Regions from separate parts of the Homo sapiens genome. Here region 1 is linked to region 2. A link is an interaction called in ENCODE POLR2A ChIA-PET data of the cell type or tissue named here. Cell type or tissue: PC-9. All regions are shown on one strand. Links, peaks and the distances in the headings refer to the core of each region. The heading gives the core; the rest is flanking DNA.

The links. Peaks named below come from ENCODE experiments on the same cell type or tissue, not always from the same donor. Only the 100,000 strongest peaks of a DNase experiment are listed, where the experiment ranks them.
Region 1: POLR2A ChIA-PET joins it to region 2 with 6 read pairs; 3 of 35 experiments call an interaction of 5 or more read pairs at or near these places.

Annotation. Positions count from the first base shown.
Region 1 is chr13:30,791,004-30,801,645 of GRCh38, forward strand. No RefSeq gene overlaps it. Among named protein-coding and RNA genes, the nearest start is that of LINC00398, 6.9 kb to the right of the region's middle. RefSeq lists enhancers at 1-2,751, 1,629-1,923, 1,677-2,193, 7,601-8,800 and a silencer at 1,629-1,923. In PC-9, for the core only: CTCF peaks have their summits at 5,414 and 5,674; a DNase peak (open chromatin) is centred at 5,388; H3K4me3 peaks cover 1,599 bases; H3K27ac peaks cover 2,067 bases.
Region 2 is chr13:31,163,614-31,174,255 of GRCh38, forward strand. LOC105370148 (a long non-coding RNA gene) reads left to right here. Exons shown (of 3, transcript XR_941825.3): 1 at 1-484; 2 at 1,541-1,629; 3 at 7,824-8,156. Among named protein-coding and RNA genes, the nearest start is that of HSPH1, 7.0 kb to the left of the region's middle. In PC-9, for the core only: no CTCF peak of the experiment used is centred there; a DNase peak (open chromatin) is centred at 3,188.

The DNA.
Region 1 (10,642 bases), core at 4,445-6,944, 370 kb before region 2:
GAGACACAGTCTCCCTCTGTCGCCCAGGCTGGAGTGCAGTGGCACAATCTCGGCTCACTGCAAGCTCCACCTCCCGGGTTCACGCCATTCTCCTGTCTCAGCCTCCCGAGTAGCTGGGACTACAGGTGCCCGCCACCATGACCAGCTAATTTTTTTTTTTGCATTCTTTTGTTTAGTAGAGACAGGGTTTCACCATGTTAGCCAGGATGGTCTTGATCTCCTGACCTCGTGATCCGCCCGCCTCGGCCTCCCAAAGTGCTGAGATTACAGGCGTGAGCCACCATGCCCAGCCTGATCTTATGTTATTGTAGCTGTGTTATCACTGGGCTTTATTATGTTTCAAAAAAAAGATGTCATTTCTACCAAGTGCAAAAACAGCAAAGTGTATCTGCATTTTGCAGAGGCAGTTGGTGTGATAATGAGAGCGAGAGGAGATCTGGATGCAGGCAGGTCATGGTTTGAGCCAAGGAGGAGGCCCTGGGAAAAGCTCTGTCTGTTCAGATGCTCTGACCCCCATACCACACCCCTTTCCGGTCATCCAACTAAAGCATCCGTGTATGGGGGACCAGGCTGCCTCCGGTGCATATGTGCAGAACCCTGGGGTCAGGCAGGCGGGGTGCCAAGCCTCCAAGAAGGGTGGGGAGCCCTTGGGACCCGTGCTGGACGCCCTCGCTCCCGAGGGCCTGCTGGGGAGCCAGCAGGCTTCTGGATCTCATTAAGGCACAGCTGCCCTGCAGCCTGGACACCATATGCAGAGCATGGGCCTGGTTCCCATCACTTGAGTGTGGACTCTGCCTATAATCATCAGAAGGCACATTCCAGGTTTGCAGTTTAAGAGAAAAGTATACTTTTGTCCTCAATTGAGGAGCCATTCTGTTCAAAGTATTTAAGTGGTTTCCGAAGCTTAGCAACATTCCTCCTGTCTGCATCTGACCATGCAGTTTTGATTTTCAAGGTAGGCCAGCAGGATTCTTGGAGGGAACACGCCCCCCAACCCCCCATCTGAATCTGCCTGAGAGCTAACAAGTGCCAATGTGGCCAGATGAATGTGTGCTGCGCTATTTGTGATGGAGGTCCCCAGAGAGCCTTTGTGCTCTAGATCTTTATTGGAACACCCAGTAAATATTGGACTCAGGCTCCCCATTGTTTTAGTGTAGGGCTTAAATGCAGTCTCCTTCAGGCTGTCAATGTACCTTTGACCAAATTGCAGCTTGCATTCCCATACCAAATGTGGTTTCGCAGAACCCCAGCTCACTCTAACAGAACCAGCTGGGACCAGAGAGGGTCCTGGTTTGCTCTTTGTGTGCACAGCTGATTTCTCAAAGCACTAACTCACTTTTCTCTGTACATAAAGATGACACTGGGGACACCTGTCATCAGGGATCGGGGCATCAGCTGCACCCAGTCAGGCACCCACTCACCCACGTGAGACTTTCAAAGCCAGCTGGCTAAGGCTTGGGAGGTACCCCCAGGGCAAAAGGACAGCTTGTCGTTGAGTGAAGTGAACCGCCTTTAACATTTTTATAGGTTATAGCCTGCCTAGGCAGCAGCAACCAGCTATTTGATAACCAAGGGGGTGACCAGATTTCTACTGGCCAGATAACCAGAAAACTAAGGCTTCTGCATTACACCGCTTCATAAGAGAAAATAAGCATTTTAGCTACAGGGAAGCCCTGTTGTTTTTGAAAGCTGGAGGAGGTCCTCCTGCTGGCCATGGGCTTGGCTGGCCGTGGGCTAGGCTGACTCACAGTCAGAGAGCAGCCTTTGTGGCTGAGCTCAGCGGAACTCAGCGGACACCCGCACGGTGGCCCAGGGCCAGCAATAAACAAGTCAGGGCTGCTCCTGGCGCTCAGGAATCTGGGGTCAATTAGGGATCAATGGTGCCAGAGGATTTAAAACAATTGCAACCAGCCAGGCAGGCTCAGGCTGTATCAACAGTGAAATGCAGAATGTGCAGATACAATTGTACTATCCCTAAATTAAATTAACGTTCTACCCCTCGGCAAGGCATTTTTCTTAATAAGTGGGATTGCTCCTGGCCAAGCTTTAACCACTAGGGATGGCAATGACCGATGACCTAACTCGTCACTTAACCTTGGCCAAGGACACCAAAACCCTAGTCATTAGGGGACCCATCTGTGAACCTCTGTTGAACAATGAAGTCAAACCTAATCTGATTTCACCCACACCTTACATTTTTAAGCTGCAAATTTCCACAATTCTCTGACTGACAAGAACATGAGGTCTATTTGATAACCAAGGGCAATGACAGGATTTCTTTTGGCCAGATAACCAGAAAACGTAAGGCTTCTGTATTACATCGCTTCGTGAGAGAAAATAGGCATTTTAGCTCATCATTTCCTCTTGTCATTTCTCATTGTTGTGCCTACCTGGCACAATGTTAACTCTATAGAAAGGCTGACTTTTTAAAATTTTTGTGGGTACACAGTAGGTGTATATATTTATGGGTTACATGAGATATTTTGATACAGGAATGTCATACATAACAATCACAGCAGGGTAAATAGGGTATCCATCACCTCAAGTATTTATCCTTTGTGTTTCAAACAATCCAATTATATTCTTTTAATTATTTTAAAATGTATAATTAAATTATGTTTTACTATAGTCACCCTGTTGTGCTAGCAAATGCTAGGTCTTATTTCTTCTTTCTTTGTACCCATGAAAGGTTGAATTTTTAACTGCGGGCATCAGTGACTGCTAAGGATCCAGCAGAGAGGGCAGTTTGACTCAAAGAGGTGAAAAAAATCAGTGGGGTCTTTTGATCATCAGGAATCAGAAGCAACTGGAGGCAGGGACCCGGAAACCCAGGCAGGGCCACTCAGGAGAATGACAGAACCCTTCCAGGCCTCCATGCATGACAAGCTGGTATGCACACCATTTGGTTGGCTTCCTGGGTCAGAATGGGTCCTTTGTGTCCCTTCTACCATCTTTGACAGAACTGCCTTTGGTCCCCAGGCTCCAGCAATGTGGTCTGAATGGGGGTTGTCTCCCTTTCTGTGTCTCCACCTCTCTGGCCATAGTCCCCTTGAGGGAGGACACCAACCCAGTCACGGCTGATCAGGGTCTCTCCCTGAGATTTATTTGTGCTACTGCTGGTGGGGAAGAAATGTTTCTTTTTTGGCTGGGCGCAGTGGCTCATGCCTTTAATCCCAGCACTTTGGGAGGCCGAAGGAGGTGGATCACCTGAGGTCAGGAGTTTGAGACCAGCCTAACCAACATGGTGAAACCCCATTTCTACTAAATACAAAAGATTAGCCAGTCATGGTGGCACATGTCTGTAATCCTAGTTACTTGGGAGGCTGAGGCAGCTGAGGCAGGAGAATTGCTTGAACCTGGGAGGTGGAGGTTGCAGTGAGCCGCAATTGTGCCATTGTACTCCAGCCTGGGCAACAAGAGTGCAACTCCATCAAAAAAAAAAAAAAAAGAAAGAAAGAAAAGAAATGTTCCTTTTTGGAGGAGGAAGAAGAACCTCGAAGCTGCTGGTGGTCAGATTGTGTGACTGCTGGGGAAAAGGGTCCACAACCCTTTGGTGAGAATGAAGCCAAAATACAGAGAGAAGCATATGGCAGACAAGCTGGAATGTTCGGTCCAAACAGTGGCTCCCGAGGCTAGAGTACCCCCACCAGCATGAACCACTGAACCAATGAGCTTGCTTCTCTTCTTGTCCAAGTTCATGCAGCGTTTCTTGATATGACACTTGGTAATGATTTCTTAGCATTCTATATGTCATGTTACTATTATTTCTGCTGTACAATTTTGGGTACATTTTGGCAGCTAAGTACTCATTCAGATCAGCAGCTCTCCACACGTCAGGTTGGCTTGGGAAGCAAGCTTGGAAGACCAGGACGAAGGGTAGGCATAGACTTTGAGGCAAGCTTCGTAGACTATCATAGGGGTTTGCTTCTTACTATCAGAATTCAGCACTGACTCATTTATAAACCAGGAGCAAAAGAAGTGTTATTTTGATTTGCACTTGTTGAAACATTGATTATTTACCAGGAAAGGCTATAGGCAGCAAAGAGAGATCAACCTGAGATGACTTCATAATCTTTGTGACTACAGGGTTTGTCTTCTTTTGGGGGGTTCACAACCATTAACTTCCATTTCCAATGAAGAGTAGGATTTACACCAGATCAAATATCCCTGTTCTTTCCTATCTATCTATAAACCTAAATTGAGTTCAACACATACATAACACCTGAGCATGTGCTATGCTGGAGACCTAAAGGCAGCTCCTGGTCTTACAGACAGACCCATTGGTATTCCTAGTTGATTTCATCCTATTAGTTGAAAACCCTTCAGCAGACCCCACAAGGGCACTCAGAATACAGTTGTTGCTAGAAGTAGCTCTCAAGGTCCTATGTGATCTTCCGCACCACGCATGATCGCCCTCACCTCCCCTGGTGCCCAGTGGGAGCTCTGTGCTCTCTCCCTCCCCACACTCTTGTCCTCTGTGAGGATAGGGTCACACCCAGAAGCTTCTTTCCTCAGCCCCACCCCAACTATCTATACCCTACTCACCCGTGAGGGTCCCACTCCAGTCCCTCTTTCTTAAAACCTTCCCCAAGTCCAGCTCTTATACATCTTTCTGGCAGAATTTCCATAACATTTGTTTTTGAACTCTCTCAGAAAGGGACTTCTGTGATTATTTTAAACTGTAACCTTGCTGGGCACAATGTCTGCTCCTGTAACCCCAACATTTTGGAAGGCCAAAGTGGGCGGATTGCTTAAAGCCAGGAGTTGGAGACCTGCCTGGGCAACAAAGCAAAGCATCTCTACAAAGAATAATAATAAATTACTGGTTTTGATGGTGTACACCTATAGTCCCAGCTACTTGGAAGGCTGAGGCAAGAGGATCACTTGAGCTCAGGACTCTAAGGCTACAGTGAGTGAGTTATGATTGAGCTGTGATTGTGCCACTGCACTCCAGCCTGGGTGACAGAGTGAGACCCTGCCCCTAAAATAAATAAATAAGATAAACTTTAAAACAACACTGTAGGCTCATCATGTATCTGGTTATTCCTATCCAGACTCCTGGAGCCTGGCAGTGGCCGTGTCATGTGTAGGGTGTCCCATGAGTGGCAGGAAGGGCTGTTCAGGGAGCAGGGGGAGAATGCTGAGGATGGCAGGGGCACAGAGGAAGGGGAGGTGACCTCCATCTCTGCTGTAATCAGCTTCCTGGGTTCTGTTTACTGTAGGCAGCACAGCCCCTTCATCCTGTGTTGTTCTACTTTCTTTTTCTCTGCTGTCTTTCCATTCCCATGGGTTTTAATAAATACATACCTTGAGACGTGACAGAATCTATTTCCCCAATGGGCATCTATGAGGCATCAGGATGTGGTTTAGCGTCTGACCTAGTGGTGGCACCCAAAGGCATTCCCTGCAAACACAAGCCTCCTCCCTGGTCTCAAGGATCTCAATCTCTGGGCGATGTTGCTGGCAGGGCATCAGGGTTTTAAAATGGTGATATCAACTCTCTTTTTTCATAGCTACATTTCCCAACTCTGGCTTCATTCCCTAGTTCTGACACCGAGTAGCTGTAGAACTCTGAGCAGACCATTTAACCTCTCTGAGCCTTTGTTTCTTGGTGACAATAACAGTCTCTTCTTTGGCTGTTACCAGGATTAAAAGCTTCAGTGAACGTAAAGTTCCTAGCCCAGTGCCTGGAGCTTAACGGGCACACAAAAAATGTGCCAACTGCCTGCACAGGGAAATTCTGCCCAAGGGAAGCTTTAATTACAGTTGCTTTCTCTTTCTCCCAATTCAAGGATTTGCTTCCAAGACAATTAACAGACCACAGAATTCTGCTACCTATCAGCCACTGGTCGCCAACAGACTCCCAATGTTGGCACAAACACCGTCTCTCGAAGCTGGGACACTTAGACAGGTGCCAGCTTGTGGCTCCATGGCTCCCGGTGCATCCGGATCTGTGACAGTTACACAAGACGTGTGCTTAAATATTTACCATGCTCAGAGTCTCCCCAGCACGGTGGGGCTCAGAAGAAAATCCAAGAAGCAAGGCGGCTCTGGCATCATCCGCTCCTAGCTTGGTGGAGCATATGTCTTGATGGGAGGTATCGTCAACAGACTGGGCGACCTGTTGCTTTAAAAGATGAACAATAACGATCTCCTCTCAGACTCAGGAACAAATACTAGGCATATCAGATTGCTTGTGAGACTTAGGCAATTAGAATGGTTCTGTGATATCATTCCCCTGAGGGTCCAGGAACTCCCCTAAGTTCCCAGTGTGGGTGCACAGTGTGAAACGCTGGAGGAGGGGAGAAGCAGCAGACATGTTTCAGCACCACCTACGCGTCTGACATGAGCTTTTGTTATCTCATTCACGCTGCAGGAACATTGTCTCCATTATCATTATGATTGTTTCTACTTTACAGATAGGGAAACCAGCTCAGAGAAGGTGAGTAATGGACCCGAGGTCACACAGCTGTGAGACGCAGGGCCAGGATTTGGCTCCAGCTACTAGCCTGTAGCAGCATGGGCATGGCCCAGTGGAAAGACTAACACAAAGATGAACATCCCAGCACCCTTCCAAAAGGCTCTCCAAAGAGATGGGTCCCACAAAGGTGCAACAGTCTCCAAGATTCCCTGACCTCACTGTACAGCCAGAGGTTGGGAATTCCTTCCCTTAAGTCAGCCCTGATCCTGGTGCCCCCCTGTACATTTCTCCCACTGACAACTGCTCAGGGAGGTTCCTCGCCAGGGATGTAAACAGGACAGGGTCAGACCCCAAGTGCCAAGTAGGTAGCCAAGGGGGACAGAGGCCCTGTCTAGGGTACCTGAAACACACTATGGAGGGGCTGGTGGAGAGATTCTACTCTCCACTTGGATCTTACGCAGGAGCAAGGAGGTAAAAAGAGTGACCACACACACTAGATTTCACAGTCAGTAAGGACTGAAACCTCTGATCTGCTGACTGGCTTCACCAGGAGGGATATCCTGGGAGTCCCAGGCAGCCACTGGCAGCACCCCTGCTGTGGAACCCAGGATTCCTGCACCTGAAAGGGGAGTCTTCTGGGACCACTCCTGGAGCCCAGGAGGGCTGCACGTGTCAGGGGCCCACAGACAGGTGAAGAAACCCTTTAAGCCTCTTTCCTCGAGTGAAGGCCGACCTCCCCCACTCCCCGGCATTAGACATTCTGGTTTTGCAGGAGCTGCTGATGGTGGCGGTAGTAGGGGGAGAGTCTACATTTCGAATGAGCTTCCCTTCCTGGTGGTCTTGGTACAAGTCTGTGGGTGTATTTTGAAAACTGCTGCTTTCCCTCCAACACAGCTTCCCTTGCTGTCTCCTTGGACTGCAGCAGCGTTTCTTACAGCCACGTGGCATCTCAGGGAATTCTCTGGAAGATGAGGCTACACCGAAGTCAAGAGGCGTCTTTGCTGGGCTCACTGTTGAGCTGTGGAGGGCCTGTAAGGCCCCAGAGGAGGCCGTTCCTTGGACTCTGTGCAGGGAAACTTCTCTTGACTAGAAATACACCTGTCTTCTCCGCCCAAAGCCCAAAGTGGGTGGCCTGGGCTTGCAAAGAGACGAGCAGGCTCAGGGCAGGATGGCTCCCTGCAGCTCTATGGCCTCGAATGGGGTAAGGGACTCCCTGGAGGCCTGAGTAATTTGGGCACTGGGAAAACAGGGTCCTCTATTTCTAGTTTTCCTGTCCAGAGCACCCCAGGGCTGTGTGCCTGGCCTTGTGGGGGCCGTGACCCTGACCCTGGCTCTCCCTAAGGTGACCACTCACCCTAGAAACACCCTAGAAACTCACCCTAGAAGATTTGCTAAACAGCAACAGTTTAGCTAATCTTCACATCTTTGAAGGTACAAAAGTCCCATGTGGGGCCTCGGGTCAGAGAACTGCCACAAACAGCCCGTGAATTCATTAATCCTTCCCCAGCCTCTCGGTTTGGCTGCATTCCTTCATGTATCCATTCAACACATAGCACTGAGCATCTACTGTGTTTGGATTTTGGGGGAATCTTTGGGTAGCTTCAGCTACTAGGACAAAGAACACCGCCCCCTGAGATATACATGCCTGGACGATGAATCCTGTGCGTCTACACAACATTTCTGAATGTTCTGAAAAGGAAAAATAATAATAAACAAATGTGTGAGGTAGTGATTAAGATATTCACAATATTTCCCTTTAAAACAGGAAAGTCTGACAGCTAAAGAGGAGAAACGTCTTTGCTGTCCCCCCGACTCCCACTTCAATTTAGACTCCTGATTGCTTTCTTGATCTTTCAGGGTTATAACCGCGATCTCAATGACTAATAGAAAACTCCATTAGGCTCCGTCTTTATGAAGGGAATTAATGACTTCGTAAATTTAGTGCTTCGTAAACATAGGAGGGGGAGCACTTCCCTCAGGCTTGACGATTCCCTGGCAGGGAGGGAGGCTGGATAGGAAAGGAAACGCTTCCAGCCTGCTGAGAGGCCTCCTCACCCAAGCATTCTCTGCTGCTCCTTAGAAAGCCAGGCCCCACAAGGCTTAGGTGCGCCAAGATCCTGAAAAAGAAGTCAACGCGAAGGCACGAGAGCTGGGAGCCAGGGAGAAAGAGATGCGTCCGCCGACTTGAAAAAAAATACCAACTGGTGAAATTTTCAAATATAAATGCAGATTTTAATTACAAATGTGTGTCCTTGGCAAGTCCAGCTTTTGTCCTGGATTAGAGAAATCTGTTGTTCAGACAGGCCAAACCCACAGACGAATTATATTCTTTGTTCTTTCAAGCTTTTTAGGCCTGGCCAATGACATAAAATCTTTCAGGGGGAAAAACACCAAACTCTCAGGACACACATTCAGAAGGCAGCATAGGGAAGGAGAGGCTGTAGGATCGAGGTCTTGGGTTTCCTTGCTGGAATGAATGAGGCAAGTTATTTCTACTTGAAGGAGGGGAGGTGGGTGGAAGAGGAAAGGGAAGGGCTCATTTTATAGAATAATGGCATTTCCAGGGGCTTCTGCAAAGAAGTTTTCCTGGTCCACTGATGCTTTCTGCTTCAAAACTGCCCTTCTTCAGAGACCAGCCATGTCTGCTCAGCCCCTCTCTCCTTGAGAATACCACAGCAACAGTTTAGCAAATTTTCAAAGACTGATGTCTTTGAAAATACATCAGTCCCATCTGGGGCCTCAGAACTGCCATGAACAGACCCAATGAATTCATTAATTCTTCCCCAGCCTCTTGGTTTGGCTTCATTAATTCATTCAATAGATAGCACTGAGCACCTACCATGTCTGGATTTTGGGGGCAATCTTTGAGTTTCAGGAATTGAGGCCTTCGAGAAGTCTCTCAATACTTGTAATAGCAAGAGCAGCCACATATATTACTTAGGGGATAGACGATTATTTCCTTTCCTTCCTTCCTTCCTTCCTTCCTTCCTTCCTTCCTTCCTTCCTTCCTTCCTTCCTTCCTGTCTTTCTGTCTTTCTTTCCTTTTTCTCTTTCTCTCTTTCTTTCTTTTTTTTCTGAGACAGGGTGTTGCTCTGTCTTCCAGGCTAGAGTGCAGTGGCACGATTTTGGCTCACTGCAGCCTCCACCTCCTGGGCTCAAGCAATTCTCCTGCCTCAACCTCCAGAGTAGCTGGAACTACAGATTCACACCACCATGCCTGGCTAATTTTTGTCTTTTTGGTAAAGACGGGGTTTCACCATGTTGGCCAGGCTGGTCTCAATCTCCTGACTTCAAGTGATCAGCCTGCCTCGGCCTGGCAAAGTGCTGGGATTCCAGGCATGGGCCACCACGCCTGGCGATAGATGAATTTTTGAGTGACCCTGCCGTGACTTTCTCCTTGTTCCTTGATAGGTTTTGAAAGCACCAGCCAGACTAATGAAATGGTATTGCTGGTTTGCAATACTCTTGATGGAAAAAAGTTTAAATCTGTACCTCCCTCCTTTTTTTTTCAATCAGCCACCTAAGTTCTCTAATAAATTAATATACACTTTCTGAAATTAGAAAATAAAAAAAGAAGGCTTTGTGTATTACATGCAAAAGAGAAAAGTCTAGAAGATACTAGTCAGAGGTGTCTGAGTCAAAGGTTAATCAAAATTAAAGGAAATAGTAAAGAAGTAGTATAGGAAAATGTCACCACTTGGGAAGGCTGGCAGAGAATTTTAAAATCCTCTTTTCCACAAAAGATTACAGGTAACACACATTCATGAGTCCTTTGACCCAATGCAAGGTCACAGAGAGAATGTATCTGACACCTATTTTATTTGTGTTCTGCTCTATTCCAAAAAGGACTTAAGGTGGTTTGAAGAGGAGGAGACATAAAATAAAAGTTAAATATGTACTAAAAGCCTGAGCAAAAAAGAAAGGAAAGAAAAGAGTGGCAACATAAAATAGAGGCTGGAACAAGGTGAGGGAAATTAAAAGCACACCGTGCAGGTTGATATGGTTCCTTCCTGTGGGCCGTGAGTTTGGCTCTAGGAGTTAACTGGGAAAGGGAAACAGATGAATATTAAACATAAAAGCAGATCGATTGCTTAGGAGACCACTATTTTTGGAATCCAGGAATGGTAGGCCTTTCTCCTGCAGGCCTTTCCCCACCATCTGTATAATGTACTAAGCCACAGCCCTAATAGCATAATAGCATCCTGTATCTGATGTGGCCTC
Region 2 (10,642 bases), core at 2,048-4,547:
TGGCACTCTACTAAGATGTTTTATATAAAGTACAGCTTGTAAGGGCACCAGGCCTCCTGGAGTCAGACATCATGGGCTTGAATCCTAGCTATTCTTATTTGTGAGCTGTGTGATGTTGCGATAATTACTAAGCCTTTCTGTATTCCATCTCATGGTGTTTATGTAATGATGGAAACTATATGTAAAGCACTAAACATATATAAACATAAACATATAAAGTCTGTCATCTTTGTCAAATTCCTCTTTGCCCTCTGTTTCCTCGACTGTAAAATGGAAGTAATACCTATTTTTGCTAGGATTTTGGAAGGATTAGATATAAATAAAACATGGTATGGTGGTATTTGATAAATTGTAGTAATAGAAGTAATATCATTCAGTGAAAGTCAGTACAAACTTTAATCTTGTACTGCTGTGGATGTGTTGTGTAGTCATGGTGTAGCCCCCTTTTATTTAATCGATTTGCCTTAATTATTCAGCACAACAGGTAAGTGATAAGAGGTTGTAAAATCTACCATATTTATTATCTAATTGAAATTCTTAGCTGGGCCAGGCATGGCGGCTCACATCTGTAATCCCAGCACTTTGGGAGGCCAAGGCAGGAGGATCACCTGAGCCCAGGAGTTTGAGGCTGCAGTGAACTATGATCACTCCACTGCACTGCAGCCTGGGCAACAGAACAAGAGTCTGTCTCTAAAAATAAAAAAATAATTCCTAGCTAGGTGCAGTGGCTCATGCCTCTAGTACCAGCTACATGGGAGGCTGAGGCATGTGGGTTGCTTCAGCCCAGGAGTTGAAGTCCTGCCCAGGCAATATAGCAAGACTATTAAAAAAATTCACTTTTAACACTTTATTATATTTTATTACTTTATATGTTTATATATTTTATTACATGTAGAATTTATCACACTTACTGTTGTAATGTCAGAAATTTTAAAATGAGACTTGGACCAAATAATGACAATCCCTACAAATCCTTGTTATGTAATTATGAATCCAATTATTAGGTTTCATTCCATATTTGTTTTAGAGAATAAGAAGGACCTCAAAATTGGAAGCAGAAACAGACCACTTCCAAAGAACAATAAAACAAAAATGCAAAATTAAGAAAAGCCCAAACAAAAATGCCATTCAAAGAGATAATATGCAGTAGATATAAAAAACTATGCCAGGCTTCCTTGAAAGGAGGAAGAGATGGGCAAAGGAGGGGATATGCAGATAGAGTAATATACATGAAAGTGCATATGACTTTGAATTTCTGGTATCAACCAGTATGGCAGTCTTCTCTATAACCAGCATAATGCCAGGGTCTGGAGGGTTACAGAAGTAGTATAAAACTTGTTCTAAATCAAGATGTGTTTTGTCACTTCTCTGCAATGCTGGGGCATCATGAATACTCAATTATCTGAAATCTTGTCCGTTTGAACCTTTTTCAATATTTGCTTACCAAAAGATTTTTGTTTTCTTCTTATATATTAACCTGAAAATGTATCTTTTAAACCTTAATTGGTTCTGCTAAAACCTATTTTGTCCTTATTTTAAGTTATAATAGAATGATCATCTAAAAATAGGAATGCATGGGGAAATCACGCAGGGAGCAGAGACTTATAAAAAGGTACACCTAGAAATAAGGTAAGTATGTTTTGTCTGGTAGGACATGGAAAAGATATGTAAAATGATGTTTCTTTTAGCCTAAAAAGGATCATATTTTGTAATAAATGTGGCAGACAAAAACTCAATGTGTAGGAAAATGTTCATGTCTGCCCCCAAACTCACTGTGAGCCACTTTGCCACTGGAACACCGTGCTCAGGCACACTGGCCCCCTACCCCACATCAAGGTGTTCCTTTATTCCCCTGCCTAGAAAATTCTTCCTCAGGCTCCTGGCTAGGCCAGTTCCTCATCCTTCAAGGCTCTATTGAATTCTTCACCATCTGTAGAGAAGGTTTCTGAATGCCCACCCAGTAAGCACATTACCCTTCCCCAAAGTACACCCAGTTCTTGTCCAGTTAAGGAGAAGCTGGTGCCAGCCCGAATGCGGAGGGTGGTCACTGTTTGGCTTAGGCCAATCAGCACATCCTATTCCCCTTGGCCACAGTCGTTGGTTCCAGGATGGTCAGGTGACCTAGGCAGCCCAATCAGGGTGACTTTCAGGGCTATGGTTTAGAATGCCTGGGTATGAGGGTATTTCTCTGCCCCTTTCCATCCCTTTCCTTCCACTCCCTCCATCTTCTTCTTCCTCCAGGCGCTGTTGTGTGAGGTTATGAGGCCCAGAACCATTACAACAACCTTACTATCATCCTGAAAAGGAAATGACACATGGAAGTGGATAGAACTAAGAAAATTAAGTTGGAGCCTAGGGCTGAAGTCAGTCTTGAGACCCACCCTACCTCTAGATTTAAGTTATGCCAGCCATACATTTCCTCACCACTTAAGCCAACTTGAATTGGGGTTTCTGTTACTTGCTACCCAAAGCAAGTAACCTCCTCAGGAAGGTCTTTCATGACCATATTACCTAAAGCACCTCCTGGTTCACTCTCTGTTGTTATCCACTGATTTCCTTCACAACATGTACCACACTCTATACTACAACATATAGCTGCAGTGATCTTGGGGTGTGTGTGTGTGTGTGTGTGTGTGTGTGTGTTAGGTACTTCCCTTCTTTGATTGTCTGACCCAGAGGGCAGTGATTGTTTTTCTTCTTTATAGTGCATTATAGATGCTCAATCAATATTTGTTGAATAGTTGAATGAAAAAACAAACTTATTGGGAAATGCTTTTCTCTAATGCAGAGTTTCTCAGCCTTGGCACTGTTGACATTTTGGGCTGGATAGTCATCGTGTGGGCTGTCCTGCACCCTGAATAATTAACTGCATCCATGGCCACATCCTACTAGTTGCCAGCAGCAGTGTCCTGCTCTTCCTCCCGCACCCCCCACACCCCCACCACCTCACCCCTGGCCCAATTGCAACAACCGAAAATGTCTCCAGACATTGCCGAATGTCACCAATGGACAAAGTTGTCCCTGGTTAAGAGCAGTAGCTTTGATTTAAGCCTAATACAAAAAGGGCAGAGTCTCAGAATGTGTTTGAAAGAAAATAGAGCACTGTTTGATTTCTGAGCCACAGAGGCTAAGAGATGGGAGAACGGTAACCCAGATCTGAATGAGTCAGACAACTCCAACCTGTATTAGGTTACAAGAGGAGGGACACATCTCTCATTTGGCTACGAGACATGCCTGCTGTTGTACAAATGTGCACTGCCTATTCCAAGAAGGTAATATTGAACTGTGGTTGAAAGTATTTTTGTGATTATCAATTACTTCCTTCAGAAAGGTACATACAATTCACTGTTTTCCTTTGCCTTGGGTTTTTTTGTTTTTTTTTTCTGAGACAGAGGCTTGTTCTGTCACCCAGGCTGGAGTGCAGTGGTGCAATCTCAGCTCACTGGAATGTCCGCCTCCTGGGTTCAAGCGATTCTCCTGCCTCAGCCTCCTGAATAACTGGGATTACAGGCGCCTGCCACCGCACCTGGCTAATTTTTGTATTTTTAGTAGAAACAGGGGTTTCACCATCTTGACCAGGTTGGTCTTGAACGCCTGACCTCGTGATCCACCTGCCTCGGCCTCCCAAAGTGGTGGGATTACAGGTGTGAGCCACAGTGCCCAGCCACCTTGGCTTCTTTACTTATGAAATAATAATTAGAATGCCCACATAGTGACTGAAAATTATTAATTAATTCTTACATTCATGGTTACCTTAGTCATTCTATCATAGAAAGGAGAAAGAAAGTTAATATTTGGATAACCAGAATCATTGTTGCCCTACATAATATTCTGATTTTCCACCCTGAAAACTAAATTTATATACCAGAAATAGATTCCTCTTTTCTTCTTTCTTTTGTTTCTTCAGGCATGTGTGAAAAGAAGGAAAGGAAGGAAGAGTTAGTATCCTGTGTCTCTTCTATTCCAAATTATGATGAGGTCAGTTCAAAGTCCTTGTACATAAAGATGAGTCATTTCAGTACAGACTCTTTAGGTTTGCTGTGTTGAAAAAAAGCACCTTCATTTTGGTGGGAAAATAACTACAAATTGTTGGTGTATTTTTCTGTGTGTCAGAGGATTCTGAAACCAGGATGTGTCTGAGCTCTTGAGACATATTACAGATGCCCTCATGGGGTAGCTCATTAAGCTGTTGGAACCAAGGGTGCATTCAGTTCCCCTAAACTAATTAATAATCCACTAGGGAGGGTGGGAGTGGTAGAATAAAAAACATTTTGGGTACCTGTTTTTATTGAGCAAGTCATACTGTTCTTACCTCATTTGTGCCAAGTGAAATGAAATTCCTCCTTCCGGACACTTCGGAAGAACTCACTATCTGATTGCAAAGTTACATCTTGGCAAGGATGTATATAACCACTTGTCTAATGGTGGATGACTAGAATAATGTGGAAAGGAGAGACACAACTCAAAGCCATACAAATTACGGTTGCTTTATTTAATTCCTTGGCATCAATGGGAAAACAGCAAAAAGGGAATTTCTTGCCTATTCTGAAGGATGAGGCACTCAAATTATTCTACATGCCTTTCAGCTGCTTTCCACACCAGCAAACATGAGGTTAAAATATATTGAGAGGAAGGAATAAAGCATTGGAGAAGATGAGACTTCCTAGAAAAAAATTCAGTTACTCTTAGAAAGCTAATATTGCTGGCCAACAACACTGAAACCAGCTTTTTAAATTCTGAAATGTAAATTAGACCCAAAGAGTCTGTACTGAAATGACTCATCTTTATGTACAAGGACTTTGAATCGACCTCATCATAATTTGGAATAGAAAAGATACAGGATACTAACTATTCCTTCCTTTCTTTCTTTCTTTTCACATGTGCCTGAAGAAACGGTTACAATTCTGTTTTTCCTGAGGAAGTGTGTAATTTGTTACTTTCATTAAAGAAGCCCATTCTCCATAAATACGTTAGTCCACCTTATTTCCTGCTTACAAAGGCTCTCTTAGCCTTTCACCATTTAACAACTCTTTTTATATTTTGACAATATAAATGTTTTCCCCTTTGTCTCTGAAAAGAGGGAACAGGGTCAGCCCAAGACAAAAAGGCAGGAGAGTGTCTTGAGCTCCTTGTCCCTGCCATGTCTCCAGCCTCTGTCTCTCCCAGGCCCAGGCAGATAACCCGCCGGCTGGTGCCTCCCAACTCCCAAAGCTCCTTTCGCCTGGGTTCTGGTGTGCCATCCATGCTTACGCATCTCTCTGTGCCCAGTGCCCTGCACTAAGCCAGGTGTGTAGCCGGCCCTCACGCTGTTAGCTGCTGTTAAATGCCAGCACTCCGCCCCACCCAACTCTGTTGTGGCTCCTCCGACTGCCAGCACGGCTACGTCATCAAACAGGTGCTCCCAATCATTCCCGGTCATATGAAAAAACCAAGTCACATAGATTTAAGTTTCCACTCCCAGAATGGAGATATTTTTATTAAATAAGTTCCACTTAAATAAAACCAGTTTCCCTAGTTGGTTATATTAAAGGCTGCATAGGAAGATATCCAAGGGGCAGTCTAGGCATGGTGGCTCATACCTGTAATCCCAGCACTTTGGGAGGCCGAGGCAGACAGATCATGAGGTCAAGAGATCAAGACCATTCTGTCCAACACGGTGAAACCCCGTCTCTACTAAAAATACAAAAATTAGCTGGGCGTGGTGGCACACACCTGTAATCCCAGCTACTCAGGAGGCTGAGGCAGGAGAATCGCTTGAATCCGAAAGGCGGAGGTTGCAGTGAGCCGAGATTGTGCCACTGCACTCCAGCCTGGCAACAGAGCAAGACTCTGTCTCAAAAAAAAAAAAAAAGAAAAAAGAAGATAGCCAAGGGGCATATGGCTCTGTAGGACTCTGCCTTATATTACCGTGGTCAGACTGGCTGGGTGCATAAGAATCTTTGTGGCTCCCTCCCAACAGCTCCCCACTGCCCCCTCGACCCCGCAACTCCATTCCTCTTGAGAAGAAAGGGGAGTACTGCTCCGCGCTCCCTGCTCTGCTCAGCTGCCTCTGATTTCTGTCTGAGTTGTTCAAACTTTAGGGCTTGTTTATTGATTCCCCCAAGGGCTGTGAGCTCCCGAAGACTGTCCTTTCTCTTTTTATTTATAGGCCTTTGTTGAATGAATCAAAAATTGCTCCTTTCCTTTTCCTTCGTTTCTTCCTGCCTTCCTCCCTTTCTCTCTTCATCATTTATTAATCATTCACTGTTGGTCATGTCTCCTAAATGCCCCAGAATGAAAATCCCTGACCTACCTCTGCCAAGGTTTTTTTTTGTTTTTTGTTTTTTGTTTTTTTGTTTGTTTTTTTGTTTTGTTTTGTTTTGTTTTTTAAGATGGAGTCTCATTCTGTCGCCCAGTGGCACAATCTCGGCTCACTGCAACCTCCACCTCCCAGGTTCAAGCGATTCTCCTGCCTCAGCCTCCCAAGTAACTGGGACTATAGGCACGCGCCACCACGCCTGGCTAATTTTTTGTATTTTTAGTAGAGATGGGGTTTCACCATGTTAGCCAGGATGGTCTTGATCTCCTGACCTTGTCATCTGCCTGCCTCAGCCTCCCAAAGTGCTGGATTTCTAGGCGTGAGCCACCATGCCCAGCCCTCTGCCAAGGTTCTTAAGCCATACATGCATGTTCTCTTCCTATCTGATTTCTTTTTGGTCTGCCATGGCTAAGAGGCCTAACCAGCAAGAGGGAGCCAGGCCTTCTTACATCATCAGCTGCAAGAAAGTGAAAAAAGTGTCCTTCCCTGTTTGCTAGAACAAACAACAAACCATTCCTCCTTTTCCCCCACCTGGGACCTGCACTGGCCTTTCCAATGGGGAGGGCAACTCATTAGGAGGAGGAAATCCACTCTAGACTATCGCCTTTGGTGGCAGAGATGAATAACAAAGGTTTTTCTTCTCCTCTGGAGTAATGGAAGCTCGACCCTTACTACTGTGACCTATGGCATGTCCTTGAGGATCACATCTGTCTTTGAATAGACCCAGAACTCTTCCCTGGGGGCAGAGTACCATTGTCTGTTGTTGTGTGTAAGGAGATGTGAGGGTGCTTGGCAGGGATGGTGAGTGGGGACTATAACATTGAGGAATCCTGGGCTGTTCCCAAAGTGAGGCAGGAGAATAGAGTCTGCAGGCAGGGAACCTAAGGCCGATTTAGGCTGACTTCCTAGAACTAAATCAAAAGGAAAACCCCAACTTTGCAAACCCTCCCTCCTTTTCCTGCATAGCAGACAGAAAATTGAAAGTACCTCTGACTGGTTGCTTTCCACAACCAATCAGATGTTTGCATACGAATGTAACTTTGTAACTTTGCTTCAGCCTCTTGATTGCGGACCACTACTTCATTTGCATGGGGTGTAAACCAAGTGGCCAATGGGAAACCTCTAGAGTGTATTTAAACTCCAGAAAATTCTGGAACTGGGGCCTTGATCCCCTATGCTAAGACCCATTCCCACCATGTGGAGTGTACTTTTATTTTCAATAGATCTCTTGTTTTGGTGCTTCATTCTTTCCTTGTTTTGTTTGTGCATTTTGTCCAATTCTTTGTTCAAGATGTCAAAAACCTAGACACTCTCCACCAGTAACAAAAGGAGGAATCCAAGGACCTTATTGGCTTTTTGGAATAGCAGTAGGTCTCCATGATATTAATTAGGATAAAATAAAACCAACATGGCCAAACCTTTATGGTTTTAAATGTCCTTATAGATTACATAATGAAAATACCTATTAGCCTTTGACTTGAAATGTTTTATTCTAGCAAGTCACCTTCGCACTTTCCTCATATAGAGTGATCTGGATGAACTCCTACAATGTGGCAGCCGTTTGCTTTGTGCTGGAGATACCATGACGAACAGCCCACGTTCCTGCCTTCAGGAAACTGAAAGAGAACCAACTCTCAGAACTGCAGCAAGGTTAAGGGCCTTGGCAGCTGTACTGTGCATTTGGTATTATAGTAATAGTCACAAGACAACCCTCTAGACTGTGTGTGGAGTCAGGCAGAGCTGGGTATAAATCCTGGCATCTGCAACCTTTCTCGGGCAAACTGCCTAACTCTTCTAAAATCTTACCAGTAAGATGTGGGTAAGAAATTCTACCTTGGCCAGGTGCGGTGGCTCACGCCTGTAATCCCAGCACTTTGGGAGGCCGAGGCAGGTGGATCACCTGAGGTCAGGAGTTCAACACCAGCCTGGCCAACATGGCGAAACCCTGTCTCTACTAAAAATACAAAAATTAGCTGGGGGTGGTGGCGGGCGCCTGTAATCCCAGCTACTGGGGAGGCTGAGGCAGGAGAATCGCTTGAACCCAGGAGGTGGAGGTTGCAGTGAGCCGAGATCGCGCCACTGTACTCCAGCCTGGGCAACAAGAGTGAGACTCCATCTCGAAAAAAGAAAAAAAAAAAATCCTACCTCATTGTGGTATTGTGGGGACCAATTAATAAAGTAATATCACCTAAGCCAGATGTCTTCCATTAAAAGGGCACACAATAGCTGACAGCTATGGTTGTTATTGCTTTGATTACTAATGCTTGGTTACCTAAGACACTTCCGAGTCACTTCACTCCCTTCATAACCCTCTCCCAGGATTATGAAAGAGAACAGCAAAACTGTTTCCTTATCTTCATCTTTCATATTGTGCTGTTCATATTGCGTGACTGCCTAGATAATTGATAGTCCACAAATTTCAAAAAAACTACATATATCTGTGTGAATATCTTTGCAGATAATTCTAAATCAGAGAATCAGATTTTAGAGGGGAGGTCAAAATACCTCCATTCCATTGTGAAAAATTCATAAGAATATTCTGAATACCACAGATTTAAAATCTATCACTGTCCTAGAAAGGTTAACTTTCTTTTCTTTACCTTTATTTCTATGACATTGTTCTTTTGGCCCTGTCTCCAGTGTTATTTTATAACACGTTATATTTCTGCTTAGTGGATTGCTATAGTGATGTTGGTACATGTTCTAAAGGGATATATAGTATCATGCCCTAAATGGACTAGTCCACGCACCTTTGTTCAGCACTGGAAATTTCCCAAGTCTATTCATTCATCCATTCATGCAACAAATATTTCTGGAATTCCTCCCATGGAAAGCCATCATGTGAAAGTGTTACAGTTGATTCAAGGGTCATTGTCAACAATGAAAAATGTTTGCCTGCCTGCTGGGGCAAGAGACCTAAAGATGTATAATGCAGAAGATGACAAGGAGCTGTAGGGGAAGCCAAGGGCTTAGGGGCCAGAGTGGGCTGTGTTCAGATCTCACCTCTCTCACTTTAACTGTGTGACTCTGGGAAAAAGTTTAAGCTGTCTGAACTTCATCATTTTCATCTTCAAAATGTAGATCTTCCATCATTCATTCAACAACCATGTTGACTTTGTGCTAGGTATATCTCCCTGTCATTGATTTATGCTCTCTTGTTAAATTCTCACTACAGTTCTCTAAGGCATCTAGACAGTAGTTCCTCAACAGGTGCTATTTTATCGACCCCGTACTTTTAATGAACATATCAATTCAATGAACTTTGCACGCCTGCTATGGGCCATACCGTGAGCCAGGAGACATATGGCCTTAAGAAAAAAAAGAGTTAAAAACTGTGCCTCAAGCTTCTCAGTCTGGTTGAGGACACACCCATAAACATAATTATCCAATGGAATCGTTATAATGACAGCTCTGTGAACAGAAAATTTTTGGACACAGCAGTGGGACACGTAGCTCACCTGGGCCAAGGATGTTGGAAGGGGGAATAAGGTGGGTGACGCCTGAGCTAAAGTGAGTAGGATGGAGGAAGAGGACTCCATTTCTCTGCCAGAGTATGCAAATACAGAGGAGACGAACAAATACATATGCGGATTAGGTTAGCGATTCTGAAGTACAAGGCTCAAAATAAGGAATGAGCAACAATGATGTAATAGGTGAGCCCAGCTCAGAAAGGCACATACTAAAGACGTGTTTCCAGGTAGTCTCTGAGTACTAAAAGATTGGTAAGTGTTCCAGGGACCTTTTTGCAGTAGCAATGGCTCCCCAGGATATTCATCATGACAAAATAAAACGAATATGGCCACACCTTCATGTTCTTAAATAGATTCTTACATCATGAAAACACCTATCGACTTGTAATTTTTTTCTAACTAGTCAGTTCTTCCTCAGACAGAATAATCTGGATGAGCCTAATTCCTCTGGCTAGGACTTTTAAAATCATGTTGGCACTGGGGCTTGTTCCTATAGCTGGTTGGTACAACCTTCTAATAATACCAAGATGGTGTTTTGTGTCGCTGACTGCTCCTAGAAGAGGGTGACCCACTGCCCCCCAACTTGGGCCACTCACTGTACCACTGACTCAAACCCAATTCAATGGCCACCCCAAGCAGGACCAGGGATGAGATTTGACCGACTGCAGACCCAGAACCACCACAGCTAGAAAAGCAGTATAACCATGAAAAAGAAATTTCTGCCAAAACATCTGTGGGCTAAGATTACACACAAGTATGTTTGAGACTAGGGGAGTCGAAACATAAATAAACTGTAGAAAGGAGCATGCTAGTGCAGAGAGTGGGACTCCTAGAAATGTGAATTTATTCTCTTTGCCACCCAGGGGAGCCAGAG